Regions from separate parts of the Homo sapiens genome. Here region 2 is linked to region 1. The links are chromatin loops, found by intact Hi-C in ENCODE. Cell type or tissue: A673. All regions are shown on one strand. Each heading gives the region's core, and the rest is flanking DNA. Links, peaks and the distances in the headings are about the cores only. Region 1 has its middle 6.5 kb from the start of OR4B1. Region 2 overlaps PTPRJ (protein tyrosine phosphatase receptor type J).

Region 1 (8,337 bases), core at 77-8,076:
GCCTTATAGCAGCACCATCATTTTCCCTGTCCCTCAGGATTGAAACCATGGAGTCACATCTAATTCATGCCTCCTCCACCTGTCATATTTACACAATCTTTATGTCCTGTTGATTTCACCAGTTTCCTCCTCTGTCTTCCTGCAGCTGCCATCTTCAAGTAGGACATAAACTCACATGAGGATGACTGCAGACACCTACATACTTCATCTGTCCCCAGACATCCCCAGTCTTCATCCCCAGTCTATTCTACATACTCACGTTAGAAATTCTTCCTCTTCCCTCAGTTCCAAGTCATTCAGAAATTGCCATTGTCTCCCTGTTGGCTGGTAATCCATCCTAAATTCTTCCATCTGACTTTTAGAAACCTCTACAGGACCTCCACAGGCCCCTTCGAACCCACTTTACGGGGCACTAAACCGCACACAATCTCAGTTCTATTCAGAGGTCTCCTCACCTTCTCATAAATACAAGTTGATCCCCAACACAGGTGAATCTTTCCTACTTTTCACATTACCTGATGTATCACCCCTTTTTGCTTCCCTCTCCAAGTGCCAGCTAGTCTACAAGGTCCGCTGTCTAGGAAGCTTTCTCTGGTTACTATTTATCTCTGCTCTCAACTCTGGAAATCAGTTTAAGTCATCCTTCTGCTAAATGCAAGAAGGCACACAGTATTCATTTCATAGCAAGCCCTCAAAGAATGTAAGTTATTATGATTGTTATACTTCTAAAATGCAAATCTGATCAAGTCATGCATTGACTTGAAATCTAGCAACGGTTTTCCACTGACTACGAGATTAAATCCAATACCATCAGCATGACATTAAGACTCTCCAGAACTGGAGCTTGTTCATCTTTCTATATTCAGTTGCCATCACTCTCAACTGGAGCTTGTACTCCAGCCATTCTGAATGATATATCATTCTAAAAAACTGTCTCTTTGCATAAACTAATCCCTCTGCTTGGTTGGTGCACATGCCTTGACTCTCTAACTTTTCTTCTTGTTTTAATACTCAGGTCAAACACCACCCATCGCTGCACTGCCAGGAAACACCTCTTGCCTGCTTTTGTTGTTGTTTTACTTTTTTGAGACAAGGTATCACTGTTTCAACCAGGCTGGAGTGCAGTGGCATGATCATAGCTCACTGTAATCTTGAACTCCTAGGCTTAAGGGATCCTTCTGCCTTGGCCTCCTCAGTAGCTAGGACTATAAGTGCATGCTACCAGGCCCAGGTAATTTTTTAATTTTTTTGTAGAGATGGCATCTCACAATGTTGCCCAGGCTGGCCTCAGACTCCTGGTTTCAAGTGATCCTCCCAATGCTCTAGGATTACAGGTGGGAGCCACCATGCCCAGCCTTCTTCCATGTTTTTTACATATTTCTACTGAAGTAGTTAGCATATTTTATTGTCATTTTTGTTTCTGTATCTGTCTTCTTTGCTGACTTTATTCATCTCTGAATCCTCCAAATAACTTCTCGGCAAATGTTCATTTAATTGAATTTTTAAATACATAAATGAAGTTATTCTACCACCTACAGTTGAAAGCACAAAATGCATCACACTTTATCTTTATACAGTCTCTTTTTTTCTCTCTCTCATTGTGGCATTACAGTCATCTGTTTGTCGTTAGAAAAAGAGTTGAAGTTTGTTACGCCTTGAACCCACACAGCACCTAAATGTCAGCCTCACAGATGGTACACAGTATATATGTAGACCCTTGGTTGATGATAAACTGATTAACCAGTAGATTGATAAGAAAAAAACTAGATTCTTTAATGCTATCTCTCTACATTTTCTTTTAAGTCTGTTGACCTCTTATAACCTACCTGAGACTCTTTCTCACCAAGTATATAAAATTATGAACAATGTAGATCATTTTTATTTCAGAAATAAGCATTTAACTGCACTGGGTCAAAGTCACACATGCTGCAATTTTGCAATTGAGATACTTTATCTACTTCTAGATTATCTTCTATGAGCTGAGTGGGGAGGACCCTAACATCATTATGTTTTCCAGAAGACATTTTTTGTCCTTTCTTTTGTCCAGTGTTACTTGGACATGAATTGCCCAGTTCTCACTTAAAGTGCTAAATCTCTTACACACACACACGCACACATCATAAGTCCTTATGCTGAGAAGGTTACCATAATGGGCCACATGATATATATTTTAAAAACAAACAAAAAAGCCTATTAGGGGAATTTAATACAATTATGTCAGATGGCTTAATGAAGTCATCGTGAGAGCACAGAGGTGATGAATCCAGAAGGGCAAGTGACCTGCCTTTTAGTGGAGGAAATAGTTCATGGTTCAGCGTCCTCTAAAGGACAGATGAAAACAAAGCAAGGACCCCTGGCTAAGCTGCCTTTCACTCTTCTCAGGAATTGGTCTAAAGCAGTGGTAAAGAGGGTGGGTGTTGAAATTGGGAGCCAACTCTTAGCTCTACCGCTCACCTATCATGTGCCCTTATTAACAGTTTTTTTTTCAATAGAGTAGCAATTTATATCTGGCATAGTTGTTGCAAGAATTAGATGTGAGATAAAATATATAAAGTACTTCACAGGGTTGCCCAGCAAATACAAAACTTTCCATAAATAGTAGCTTTTCTTAGCTCAGATTTTCTGGTATTTATTTACATTTCTTTCTGCTTTCTCTTTCCACCTTCCCCAAGATAAAAGCAGCTATTTGATAATAAATTACCACCTCTTTTTTCCAGCACTTTCCCAAATAAATCCCTCACCATTGGGTCATGGATTACATGTAAAAGCTTAGGTTGGAAAATTATCATCTAAACACTAACTAGGTAGAATTGTATCCTCTAACGTGAAGCCCCAGTGAGAGAAGTACAACAGGAACGAAGCAGTAAGTGAGAGAGAGCCTGGAAGACCCATTGCTATGAGCTCAAAGCCACATCACAAGGTCTCCTTCCCACCACCCCTTTGGACCCCCAAGTGGTACTGCATGGAATCCCAGAAAGTGAAAGCCGGGCAGAACTTTAAGACACATCCTATCCAGGCCTCTCCTTTCTACAGAGTCAGAAACTGAGCCTAGGAAAGCGACTCACCCTAGGTCACACAGAGATTTGGCGCCTCTAACTCATGCTCAGTGAACCTGAGAACTCTTTCTGGATAGGGCATTACCTACCTTCCTTGGGTAATATTCAGCCTTAGAACAGGGAATGGAATGGGAGGCTCCTTCTCCCTAGGCTGAGGAAAATTTTCTTCCTCGGTGGCAAGTGCTCATCATTCAGAGGGGTGTCCAGGGCTGACGGGACTGAAGGAGTGTGACTTGCAACACAGGAGGCCCCTCTTCAGAACAAGAATCTTCCACTCAGCTTCTGCATCTGCATTGAAAGCACCCCAGCAGATTAAACCACTTCATCTTAGCTAAGGCATCAGGTGAAATCAAAGAAATTTTAGAGCTGAATAAATTTGTAGACCATCAATTCAATATCCTTAGTTTTCAGATGATGCAATAAAGGGCCAGAGAATTTAATTGACCTTTCAAAGTTACACAGCTCATTATTTATTAATCAAGTTGCTGAGGTACAAATAAGTGCTCTTTCCATGACCCTGGGATTCCTTTCTAGTGATCTTGATTTTATGATTTTTGTTGCCAATGAACAAGTAAATCTTGTTTCCACACAACAAAATTCCCCGGGGTCCTGTGATCTTTCATAAAATGAACAGCCTATGTTGATGTGGATAAATTACAAAAGGAAGGATTCAGGAAACCAATCCCCTGGCCAATCTTTGGATCAACTATTGAGAAACAGAAAAAACTAAACTACAGGAAGCAACTAAATAATGATTTTTTAATTCTGGTTTTTAGTTTAGAAAACCCACCCACTCACTAGAAGACCAATGATTGTTTTTCAACATTGAGATGCTTTGAACTATTTGAAATAAATTGACCCACAAGCTGTAATCAGGGAACTAAATTTCCCAATGGAATTTCTTGTCTCTAGTGTGAAATTTTGCCAATAAACTGCAAGTTAGGAAAAGTTCCAAAATGTGTTTCAACTAATTCATTGACAGACGTTTATGAAGTCCCAACCATCTGGTAGTTACGCTCTGAGAGAAGGCAGCTAGAGACATTAGGAGAGTTTTCTGAGTTAACCACGGAAATATGCAACTGAAGGGAGAAGAAAAGAGAGGATAGGTCAGGGTGACCGGCCGCCAGCAGGGGGACTTTAGGCAAGTTCCATCGCCTCCATGGTTTGTAGTTTCACAGCCATGAAATGACAGAATTGGTCTCAATTATCTTTCACATCCCTTCTTGTTCTAACATTCTACACTTCAAGATCACTTAGACTCTGTTCTCCTAAGCGCCCCATAAGTGATGAAGATATTGATGATGGCCCCAATAATAATAATAGCTGCTATTTATTGGGTACCTACTATGTGCCAGGCACTATCCCAAACATTTTGCAGTCATTGTCTTTAATGTTGACAGCAACTCTGCAATTTGCTTCTTGAGCATTTTTATTCTTCTGTCGATACTATTTTCTTCTATTGCTGTCAAAACTACCCAGATTTTCTTTGGTGAAAGCACACCACCCCAGCCCCAGCCATGTATTTTGCATAATGTTGGTCACCTAGAAATGGACTTTAATTGGCTTAAGCAGATCTACAAAAACCACCCCTTTGGTTCAGGGATGGAAAGTAACCTAGTCAGGGAGACAGCAAGGCATTTGAGGTATTTACAGGAAAAAAAAAAAAAAACAAAAAGCTTATTCTATCTTTATTCTATCTTAAACAGAAGATACCAGAAGAGACAGAAATATTTGCTCTGAATAGTGTTGAGCGAAGGTCTAGAACTGCTGCAGCCACTTTGTTACAAAGAGGAATCATGAGCTTCCAGAGGGCCGCCAAGTGAGACCTAGAAGAGCAGCAAGCACCATAAAGAGAAGAGTGTCAAGAAAACTGCAGCCTGGTGTGGTGGCTCATGCCTGTAATCCCAACATTTTGGGGGGCCGAGGGAGGTGGATCACCTGAGGTCAGGAGTTTGAGACCAGCCTGGCCAACATGGTGAAACACCATCTCTACTAAAAATACAAAAATTAGTCCGGCATGGTGGTGTGCTTGAAATTCCAGCTACCTGGGAGGCTGAGGCAGGAGAATCGCTTGAACCTGGGAGGCAGAGGTTGTACTGAGCCAAGATCGTGCCATTGCACTCCAGGCTGGGCAACAGTGAGGCTCTGTCTCAAAAAAAATAAATAAATAACAATAACAAAAAATAATCTCCTGAATTCTCTGAGCTGCATCATTCTCTACCTTTAATTACACATTGAGGAGTAGATGCCAATTCTTAGGGAAATATTGCAAACGTCATGTGGGATGTCTTTTGTACCTATGAGGAAAGGGAACTTTTGGAACAAATTACTAGCATTTATATACTAGTGAAGATATACCACCTGACTAAAAGTGATCTTTAAAAAATGTTCAGTTTTGAAAAAAACTGCATTGTGGAAAGGCTGCATCAGGAAAAACGCATGTCAGATTGTTTTCACCACTTACTAGCTTGGTAACCCTAGAAAATTAAGTCAGCAACACAAGAACAGGAAACCAAACACTGCATGTTCTCACTCATAAGTGGGAGTTGAACAATGAGAATACATGGACACAGGGAGAGGAACATCACACACTGGAGCCTGTCACGGGGTGGGGGACTAGGGGAGGGGTAGCATTAGGAGAAATGCCTAATGTAGATGATGGGTTCATGGGTGCAGCAAACAACCATGGCATGTGTATACCTATGTAACAAAACTGCACATTCTGCACATGTACCCCAGAACTTAAAGTATAATTTAAAAAAAATTTTTAAAAGAAAGCAAATTTAGTTAGCAGCTTTTAGTCTCACCTTTCTCATCTGTTAAATGGCCACGATAATGCATACCTTCAGGATTGTTAGATGGGAGATGAAATAACCTATGTTAAATGGTTATCTAACACAATGCTTCATACATAGTAGAGGTTCCATAAGTGTTTATTTGGATTTTAAATTTATGCAGTTGGACTATTATCCAGTTTAATGTGTAGGTCTTTGCATCACATTTCATAGCAAAAAGGCAATAAATTAAAAATCAAATTAGGAGCACCAAAAATAATTACTAATATTTCTTCCATGAACAAGGAAGTGTCTAATAAAAACATTTTTCCTCCTCTTCTATGGCAAATACTGCTAATGCCTTTACTGGCTTTATTCTTTTCTAATCCTGCCCAGAGGAAAATAGTCACATTTCCAGACTCCCTTGAAGCTAGATGTGGCAATGTGATCCAAGTCCGGCCAATAAAACGCAAGCAAAGGTCACTTGATAAGCATCTGGAAACTTTCTAAAGAGTTCAGACTTAATTGGTTTGTTTAGTCAGCACTTTGCTCTTCATCCTTGACTTTTCTGCCTTCCTTCTTCTTCCTGCTGACAGTAAGGATGGGACACTAGAGGAGCAGGAGCTATATCACTCTTGCAAAGTAAATAAATAAATAAATAAATATATAAATACATAAATAAATAAATAAATTTAAAAAATCAAAACCATGCCCATAGGAAAAAAAGGAGGAAAACTATATCCAAACAAAAGTCTTGTGAAAAGACATGAAAATGTGAATAAAAGCACTCAGCTAATAAAGCGATGTAAATTCTTTTTTAAAATGCAACTGCAAAGCTGAAGAAATCTGCAACACAGTACTCAAAACTGAATTAAATATCCTCAAACAAAAATTTATATATAAAAATAACACTTTGAGGAACATAAAAATTAAGAACAGAAATGGAATTTTAAGATCACAAAGAGATGAAATGAGACTTGATTGAATTCAGGAAAATATAGGACAAAAAGAAAAATTATATCAATAATAAAGGTTAAGGTACCAAATGGAGAATATTCAAATTAAAATATAATAAAGAGTAAAAAAGTAAAACAGAAAATCAACCAAAGGAAATAAAGTGTTTTTTTATTTTAACTTTTATTTTAGATTCAGTGGATACATGTGCAGGTTTCTTACATAGATATATTGCATGACGCTGCAGTTTAGGGAATAAATGATCCTGTTACCCAGATAGTAATCATAGTACCCAATAGGTAGCTTTTTGGCCTTGTTCCCCTTTCTCTCTCTACCACCTAGTAGCCCCAGTGTCTATTGTTCCCATCTTTATGTCCATGTGTATCCAATGTTTAGCTCCCACTTGTAAATGAGAATCTGCAGTATTTGATTTTCTGGTCCTGCATTAATTCACTTAGGATAATGGACTCCACCTGCATCTATGTTGCTGCAAAGGGCATGATTTCATTGCTGCAAAGAGCATGAGTATTATGGCTGCACGGTATTCCATGGTATATATGCATCACATTGTCTTTATCCATTCCACCATTGATGGACACCTAGGTTGATTCCATGTTTTTGCTATTGTGAATACTGCTGCAATGAACATATGAGTGCATATGTCTTTCTGGTAGAACAACTTATTTTCCTTTGGATATGTACCTGGTAATGGAATTGCTGAGTCAAATGGTAGTTCAAGTCTTAGTTCTTTGAGAAATTTCCAAACTGCTTTTCACAGTGGTTGAGCTAATGTACATTCCCACCAAGACTGTACAAGTGTTCCCTTTTCACTGCAGCTTTGCCAACATCTGCTATTTTTTGACTTTTTAATAATAGCCATTCTCACTGGCATGAGATAATATCTCATTGTGCTTTTGATGTGCATTTCTTTGATGATTCATGATGTTCAGCATCTTTTCATATGTTTGTTGGCTGCTTGCATGTCTTCTTTTGAGAAGTGTCTGTTCATGTCCTTTGCCTACTTTTTAATCAGGTTATTTGTTTTTTGTTTGTTGAATTGTTTAATTTTCTTATAGATTCTGGATATTACAACTTCATCAGATGCATAGTTTGCAAATATTTCCTCCTATCCCATAGGTTTTCCATTTACTCTGTTGATAGTTTCTTGGTTGTGCAGAATACTCTTTAATTTAATTAGGTCTCATTTGTCAATTTTTGTTTTGTTACCATTGCTTTTGGCATCTTCAATGTGAAATCTTTGCCAGGGCCTATGTCCAGAATGGTATTTTCTAGGCTTTTTTCTATTATAGTTATAGTTTTAGGTCTTGTATTTAAGTCTTTAACTCATCTTGAGTTAATTTTTATATATTGTGAAACATAGGAATCCTGTTTCATTCTTCTGCGTATGGTTAGCCAGTTATCCCAGCACCATTTATTGAATAGGGAGTCCTTTCCCCATTGCTTATTTTTGTTGACTTTGTCAAACAGCAAATGGTTATAGGTGTGCAGCTTTATTTCTGTGTTCTCTATTGTGTTCCATTGGTCTGTACATC
Region 2 (8,337 bases), core at 159-8,158, 56 kb after region 1:
TTGTTCCTACCTTGTGGGCAAGTTCTTAAACTCCCCAAGCCTCAGTTACCTCATCTATGAAATCATAATACCTCACAGGGTTGTTACAGAAAAAAAATAACATATATGGAGAATCTAGTGCAGAAAATACACTCCCTTCCCCATTCACCCAGGGTCACTAAGACTAACTTCAATCTTGATTTTAGATGAACAAAAGACCATTTAAATTCATCTTCATGTTCTCCATTAATGTAATTATGTCATTTTTGTTTGTCTAACAGATAGATTTATAAGAATGTTTCATGTATAAGGCCCTGGGCTCAACAGTATTAAAAAGCTTATTTGCATTCTTCTTTTTTTGTTTTGTTTTGTTTTGAGACAGAGTCTTGCTCTGTTGCCTAGGCTGGAGTGCAGTGGTGCAATCTTGGCTCACTGCAACCTCCGCCTCCTGGGTTCAGGCCATTCTCCTGCCTCAGCCTCCCAAGTAGCTGGGATTACAGGCATGCACCACCACGCCTGGCTAATTTTTGTGTTTTTAGTAGAGATGGGTTTCGCCATGTTGGCCAGGCTGGTCTCAAACTCCTGACCTCAGGTGGTCTGCCCACCATGGCCTTCCAAAGTGCTGGGATTACAGCTGTAAGCCACTGCACCCAGCCTATCAGCATTCATTTTAAAAACGCTTTTATTTCTATTACAGCCTATTCTCCTGATTCAACAAGAGGGTAAGGAGCCCACCCTCTATCACAAGCAACATGAGGATGGGCGTCATCTCTTACTGCTCTGTTATCTTTCCCTCCTCCATCCTCAGCCCCTAGCACAGGATCTTACATATACCAGGGGCTGGATAAACATCTGCTAGCTTACCATGAATTAAAGAACAATAAAAGAAATGATGCCTGAAGGGCTCCCACTATCCTGGGGACAGTACCACTCCAAGTGTGCACCCTGGTGCCACAGCAGTAGAATCACCCAGAAACTGGCAGAAACGCAATTCCGAATTAGAAACTCTGAGGGTAGAACCACCCTCCTGGTGATGCTGATGGATGCTAAAGTTTGAGATCCACTGGCTTAAGGAATCGAATCCTATTCCTCAAGCAATGAACCTACACTTAAAAACAACTCATAAAGCAACATTAAGTCCCATTCCTAAGGCACAGCATTTTTTTAGATTAGCATGTGTTTTTCAGTTCTCTTCACATCAATTCATGGAAATGCAGAATTTTATTACTATAAAAAATATTGGCCAGGGGCGGTGGCTCACATCTGCAATCCAGCACTTTGGGAGGCCAAGGCAGGTGGACCACAAGGTCAGGAGATTGAGACCATCCTGGCCAACATAGTGAAACCCTGTCTCTACTAAAAATACAAAAAGTAGCTGGGCATGGTGGCGCCTGCCTGTAATCCCAGCTACTTGGGAGGCTGAGGCAGGAGAATCGCTTGAACCAGGGAGTCGGAGGTTGCAAAAGCCAAGATCACACCACGGCACTCCAGCCTGGCGACAGAGTGAGACTCCATCTAAAAAAAAAAAATCTTATCTTTGATGGAAGCAGAAGAGGGATTTCAGGACGTTGCAGGAGAGAGGAGGCTGCTGAGGCTTATCCAGGGATAAGTCTGAGATTTTGCTTAAAGAAATGGTTCCAGGCCAGGTGTGATGGCTCACGCCTGAAATCCCAACACTTTGGGAGGCCAAGGAAGCAGGATCACTTGAGGTCAGGAGTTTGACACCAGCCTGGGCAACACAGTGAGACCTTGCCTCCACTAAAAATAAAAAAAATTATCCAGGCATGTGGTGCACGCCTGTAGTCCCAGCTACACAGGAGGCTGAAGTGGGAGGGAGCCCAGGAATTCAAAGCTGTAGTGAGCCATGATCGCACCACTGCACTCCAGGCTGGCTGACAGAGGAGACCCTGTCTCAAAAAAAAAAAAAAAAAAAAAAAAAAAAAAAAAAAACCCTGGGGTGGAGGCAGGAGGGGTTCAGTGCTCAACCTAAATTTGAAAATCATGGAGCTGATGAAAACCCTCATCTCACAGATGAAGACACCGGTTGCTTAGAGACATGATGGGCTTGTCCGTGTTCATGGGGCCAATGAAGAACAGAGCCACACCGTGAACAGCATCTTGCACTAGGCCTGGGAGATTTTGCTATTTACTAACTCCAGCAGCAACGTAATAAACAGAAGACACTGATATTTGTCCAAAAAAAAGATAATGACAAAATAGAATTGTTTAAAGAATGTTTTTAAACATTTCTCTTATGGGGAAAAAAAGACAGAAAACAAGTTTATAAGAATAAAGTGCTAATGTTTGAGTTTTTTTAAAGAAACAAATGGTTTTTAAGATACCCTTCTGCCACAATAAAAAGCAATTAATGTAATTTTAAATTTTAAAAACTAAAAAAGATACTTACTCTTCCCTGTTCAACACATTTAGTCAACATAATGATGGCATATACATTTTTCTCCCAAACCATACGCCAAAAATCTTTCAAAGTGTTCGGTAAAGGTCCTTGTGTGGCAATAAAATCTTTCTTGGAGTGGTAGCCCTAAAAATGGGAAACAGCACATAGTCAACCTCAAAGAAACAGAAAGAAGCAAAGCACACTGAAGATTTCATCGAAACAGTCCAGTGCTGTGAGACCGTCCCCCAACTTACAGGCATGTAGTTGGCATTGATGTAGTCATCCGTTGAATGGGTCTGGACCGAAAGTTTGACACGGGAAATATCATCTGTGACATTAAAAGAAAAAAGGTCCCCATTATAAGCAAATGTTTTAGTAAAGTTGGACACAAAACAGAAAAAAAAATGAAATTCAAAATGGCAAAACTGGGACTTGTGTCTTTGAAGATGCACAGTGTGGCATTTCATATAGACCACCTCATTTAATCCTCATGGTCACTCTATATGACCGTGGCACAGAGAAGTCACATGATCACCAGAGCAGAGCTAATGAGTGGCAGGGCCAGGATTTGAACCTGCAGCCTGACACCAGGACCCAAGATCTTAACCACACCAGATGCCTTCTCACATAAAATGAACCTGTTACTATTAGCATCCTCAGGTGTCTACCATGAGGGAATATGCTAAACAATTTTATTTACTCCTCAAAACCACCCTACAAGCCACTGCCCTGTTTCACAGATGAGGAAACTGAGGGTTACAGAGATTAAGTGACTTCTCCAAGTTCATATATCTGGTGAGGGGCAGTCAAAATTCAAATCTAGTGCCCCTTCCACTAGGACGGGGTAGGTCCCTAGGTTAACCATTCTACTCTGCCTCTATTCTCATATAAACAAGTTGTTATAAAAACAGAGTACCAAGTTCAAGTATAAATTGAATGTATAAGACTACTATGAGTAGGAGGGTCTAAAACACAGAATTATGTTTTATAAATATTATTGTCATCTCAAAAGCATACACACAAACTTGCCCAACTTAAGAGATGAAATAATAACCTTAGAACTGCAAGTGTCAGGCTGAGCCAGAAGCAGCACCACCTCAGTTTCCCCGTCTCTGATTGTACTACCTCACCCTCCTCTGGACAAAATAACATAACAATGCTAAGTCTAGTACTGACCTGAGTCTCAGCCTAAAGGCTTCCCAATAAGAACAATACCCAAACACCCACTTCCCAGCTCCCACTCCAGATCTGAGAATCTCCACAGACATTCACAAAAAGGGGCCAATAATCCCAAATTACCCTTACAAGGGCAATACCCCCAGCCTAGTTTTAAAAGCATTTCCCTCAGAACATGGGCCAATACTCCTTGTCAAGTACAAGGAAATAAATGGAGAGAAAGAACCCAAGAACTAGAAAATGCTGAATTTAAAAAGAACTTAATGTTTTAGTCCAGGAATGAAAAACACGGCTTCGAATAAAGATGATGACGTCCTGATGTAAAAATTATCTGCAAAGTCTATCAATTTCAGCTCCATCAGAACATGGCTACAATCTGCTTATGCTCCTCTCTGTGCCCTAATCCCCACCCAAAAGAGAGATTACAAGGAACTTTCAATGGAGAATTATTTACATTTCATCTAATGGTTTGATGTAATAAATAATTCTTATTTTAAACTCAATTTGCTGTAATCCTGTTGACTAAGATGCAGACATTGTTAATTCTCAAAAACAGGAAATGAGCTAAATATAAGTCATACTTAGCTGTGGAATTCACTCAGCCCATGTGTCTGGACACAGAGAGTGTGACTCCCCGTCTCCCTCTGCTCACTTTCATTCCAGAATTATAGAACTGAAATAAATAGTTGTGAGACAGAGGGGTTAAGAACACAGACTCTGGCCTTTTCCCTTACTGAGACAGACAGACCTAGTACAAAGCCGAGTTTTCCCGTCACTACCTGTGTAACCTTGGAAAGATCACCTAACCACTCTGTGCATTTTCCTCATCTGCAAAACAAATATTCTACTACCTACTTCATAAGGCTGTTGTGAGGATTTAAGAGAATGCACCTAAATATAGTGCTTAGCACATAGTAGGTGAATAATGGATGGTTGTGGAAGTAGGTGACTAATGAATGGTTGTGGAAGTGGTTACTTAGGATCACTGATTCCCTCCCCTCTACACTTAGAGATGTGATGGCCACTGATGGAACACAGAGAAGATGCTGTAGATAAAATAACTTACAGGGCAGAACATTATTATAGCGATTCTTTCCTCTATTCTCAGCCAGTTCTGCTGCATATTTAGGTTGACTAATTCCAACAAGCTTCAGATCCTGAAAACAAAACAAATGAGGTGTTCATTTATTTAGTCTTCAAATATTATTCATATTTAGCATAGCATATGACAGTGAAACCAGCCCAACAGTCCCATAGACAAGTTGTTTTTGAATAAACATAGAAATTTACCCTTCTGCTATTAAAGCCTGAAACTTGTATTTGTTTTATCTGAGTTCCTTTCTCAGGAAAGGACCTTCAGGGAGTAACAAAGAACTGAAACTAGTCAGATCACTGCACCAGATGCCTCCTTGCCCCTCCCTACTTCCTGTTTTCTTTTTTTTTTTTTTTTTTTTTTTTTTGAGACAGAGTCTCGCTCTGTCGCCCAGGCTGGAGTGCAGTGGCGCGGTCTCCTGCCTCAGCCTCCCGAGTAGCTGGGACTACAGACGCCCACCACCACGCCTGGCTAATTTTTTGTATTTTTAGTAGAGACGGGGTTTCACCATGTTAGCCAGGATGGTCTCGATCTCCTGACCTCGTGATCCACCCACCTTGGCCTCCCAAAGTGCTGGGATTACAGGCGTGAGCCACCATGCCCAGCCCCTAGTTCCTGTTTTCTTACACATTGTTACATTTCTTTCCTGCTGTATAAACCCCTGGTTTTAGTCAGTCAGCGAGATGGATTTGAGATTCAGCTCCCATCTCCTTGGCTGCAGCACCCGATTAAAGCTTTCTTCCCCGGCAATATTTGTCATCTCAGTGATTGGCTTTCTGTAAAGGTGAGGAGCAGGACCTAGACCAAACCCGTGGTGTTTTGGTAGCAAAAGAACAAAGTGGAAATGTAGAGGTGATATGGGTTAAACTGTGCCCCAAAAAGATATGTTGGATTTCTCGCCCCCAATACCTATGAGTGGGATCTTATTTAGAAATAGGCTCTTTACAAGCCTGCACTGCCAAGACAATCCTAAGCCAAAAGAACAAAGCTGGAAGCATCATGCTAGCTGACGTCAAACTATACTACAAGGCTACAGTAACCAAAAGAGCATGGCACTGGTACCAAAACAGAGATATAGACCAATGGAACAGAACAGAGCCCTCAGAAATAATACCACACATCTACAACCATCTGATCTTTGACAAACCTGACAAAAACAAGCAATGGGGAAAGGATTCCCAATTTAATAAATGGTGCTGGGAAAACTGGCTAGCCATATGTAGAAAGCTGAAACTGACAAAAATTAATTCAAGATGGATTAAAGACTTAAATGTCAGACCTAAAACCATAAAAACCCTAGAAGAAAACCTAGGCAATACTATTCAGGACATAGGCATGGGCAAGGACTTTACGTCTAAAACACCAAAAGCAATGGCAACAAAAGACAAAATTGACAAATTGGATCTAATTAAACTAAAGAGCTTCTGCACAGCAAAAGAAACTACCATCAGAGTGAACAGGCAACCTACAGAATGGGAGAAAATTTTTGCAATCTACCCATCTGACAAAGGGCTAATATCCAGAAACTACAAAGAACTTAAACAAATTTACAAGAAAAAATCAAACAACCCCATCAAAAAGTGGGCGAAGGATATGAACAGACACTTCTCAAAAGAAGACATTTATGCAGCCAAAAGACACATGAAAAAATGCTCATCATCGCTGGCCATCAGAGAAATGCAAATCAAAACCACAATGAGATAGCATCTCACACCAGTTAGAATGGCAATCATTAAAAAGTCAGGAAACAACAGGTGCTGGAGAGGATGTGGAGAAATAGCAACACTTTTACACTGTTGTTGGGACTGTAAACTAGTTCAACCATTGTGGAAGACAATGTGGTGATTCCTCAAGGATATGAAACTAGAAATACCATTTGACCCAGCCATCCCATTACTGGGTATATACCCAAAGGATTATAAATCATGCTGCTATAAAGACACATGCACATGTATGTTTATTGCAGCACTATTCACAATAGCAAAGACTTGGAACCAACCGAAATGCCCATCAATGATAGACTGGACTAAGAAAAATGTGGCACACATTCACCATGGAATACTATGCAGCCATAAAAGGATGAGTTCAGGTCCTTTGTAGGGACATGGATGAAGCTGGAAACCATCATTCTCAGCAAACGATCGCAAGGACAGAAAACCAAACACCGCATGTTCTTACTCATAGGTGGGAATTGAACAATGAGAACACTTGGACACAGGGAGGGGAACATCACACACCGGGGCCTGTCATGGGGTGGGGGGAGGGATAGCATTAGGAGATATACCTAATGTAAATGATGAGTTAATGGGTGCAGCACACCAACATGGCACATGTACACATATGTAACAAACCTGCATGTTGTGCTCATGTATCCTAGAACTTAAAGTATAAAAAAAAAAGGCTCTTTACAAATGTAAACAAATTAAAATGAGATCATACTAGATTAGAGTGGGCCCTGAATCCCATATGACTAGTGTCCTTATAGGAGGAAAAGAGACAAAGAGACATAGACACATGAGGGGAGATGGCCATGTGAACACAGAGGCAGACATCAGAGTGTTGCTGCCACAAAACCAAGGGACGCCTGGGGCTCCCAGAAGCTGCGGAGGCAAGGAAGGGCGCTGCCCAGAGGTTTAGAAGGGAGTGTGACCCTGCCCACACCTTAATTTGGGACTTGTGGCCTCTAGACAGTAAATTTCTGTTGTTTTCAGCCTCCCAGTTTGTGGTGCTTTTTTATGGCAGCCTAGAGAACTAATACAAAGGTTAGAATATAGGAAAAAGGATAACCCTTGCCTTCAAGCAGTTGCAACCTGGAGGAGAGGTGTACTGTACACAGAAAAAACTAACATTACAAAAAGGCAGAATTAAAGAAATGCTGAATATTGGTAACAAGCAACAGGGGAAACAAGGCAGTCTGAGCACACAGAACTCAAGTCCTCCTAATGGGATCCCAGAATGCCCATGGAGGAAGCAGCATGTGCACTGTGCTGAGTGCTGAGCAGGATTTCAAGAGAGCAAAGGCAGAGATGCTGGACAGGGCAGCACAGGAGGACGAGTGTGCATGGTCACTCTGAGCAGGGCTGGTTCCTGGGCTGGTTGGAGCACAGCATGGGGAACTGAAAGGCAGACACTGGCCAAGAAATTCCTTGTGCAGGGCTTCAGAAGTGAGCCTCACAAGCCATCCTAGGCCACACTGCCATCAAGCCCCAGACCTCTACATGCCCATTTGGTTTCTTTCCAGCTCATATAGCTTCCTAAGTATTGTGGCTAACAGTTCCCTGACTTGAATTCCTAGTTTCTGTTAACAGTTTTCTAACTTTCAGGAAAAACAAGCCAATTTCTAAGGAAAGTGGCTGTGCTTCAGTCAGGAGTAGTCCAAGGTAGACATCCAGGACAGTATGACGCAAAGGGTTTGGAGCGCAACAACCCCTTGCGTTATATAGCCATTTAATGTAACCTGTTTGTGTGAGTTCATACCTGGCTTTGAGCCACTATTGTCTGTGAGTAATATAACTGCACTGCTGACTCTGTAGGAGAGAGAATAAAGCCATGTCCCAACTGCCTACAGTCCCTCGAGTGTTCTTTCAGCTACCTGCCACCCATCCACCAACTCCCCTCAGATCCCAGCTTGGGTTGGAACCTGACACAATTAAAAACAGTATTTACAGCAACATACTTCGTATTCCTCTGC

The links. Hi-C counts contacts between places; a loop is a spot of excess contacts. Peaks named below come from ENCODE experiments on the same cell type or tissue, not always from the same donor. Only the 100,000 strongest peaks of a DNase experiment are listed, where the experiment ranks them.
Region 2: it touches region 1 in a loop (3-fold over the local background); 1 of 110 quality-filtered maps calls a loop at or near these places.

The regions. Positions count from the first base shown.
Region 1 is chr11:48,206,094-48,214,430 of GRCh38, reverse strand. No RefSeq gene overlaps it. Among named protein-coding and RNA genes, the nearest start is that of OR4B1, 6.5 kb to the left of the region's middle. In A673, for the core only: a CTCF peak has its summit at 4,151; no DNase peak of the experiment used is centred there; H3K27me3 peaks cover 2,836 bases.
Region 2 is chr11:48,150,169-48,158,505 of GRCh38, reverse strand. It overlaps PTPRJ (protein tyrosine phosphatase receptor type J), which reads right to left. Exons shown (of 25, transcript NM_002843.4): 18 at 8,323-8,337; 19 at 4,620-4,710; 20 at 2,632-2,705; 21 at 2,387-2,521. Among named protein-coding and RNA genes, the nearest start is that of MIR3161, 58 kb to the right of the region's middle. In A673, for the core only: no CTCF peak of the experiment used is centred there; a DNase peak (open chromatin) is centred at 4,135.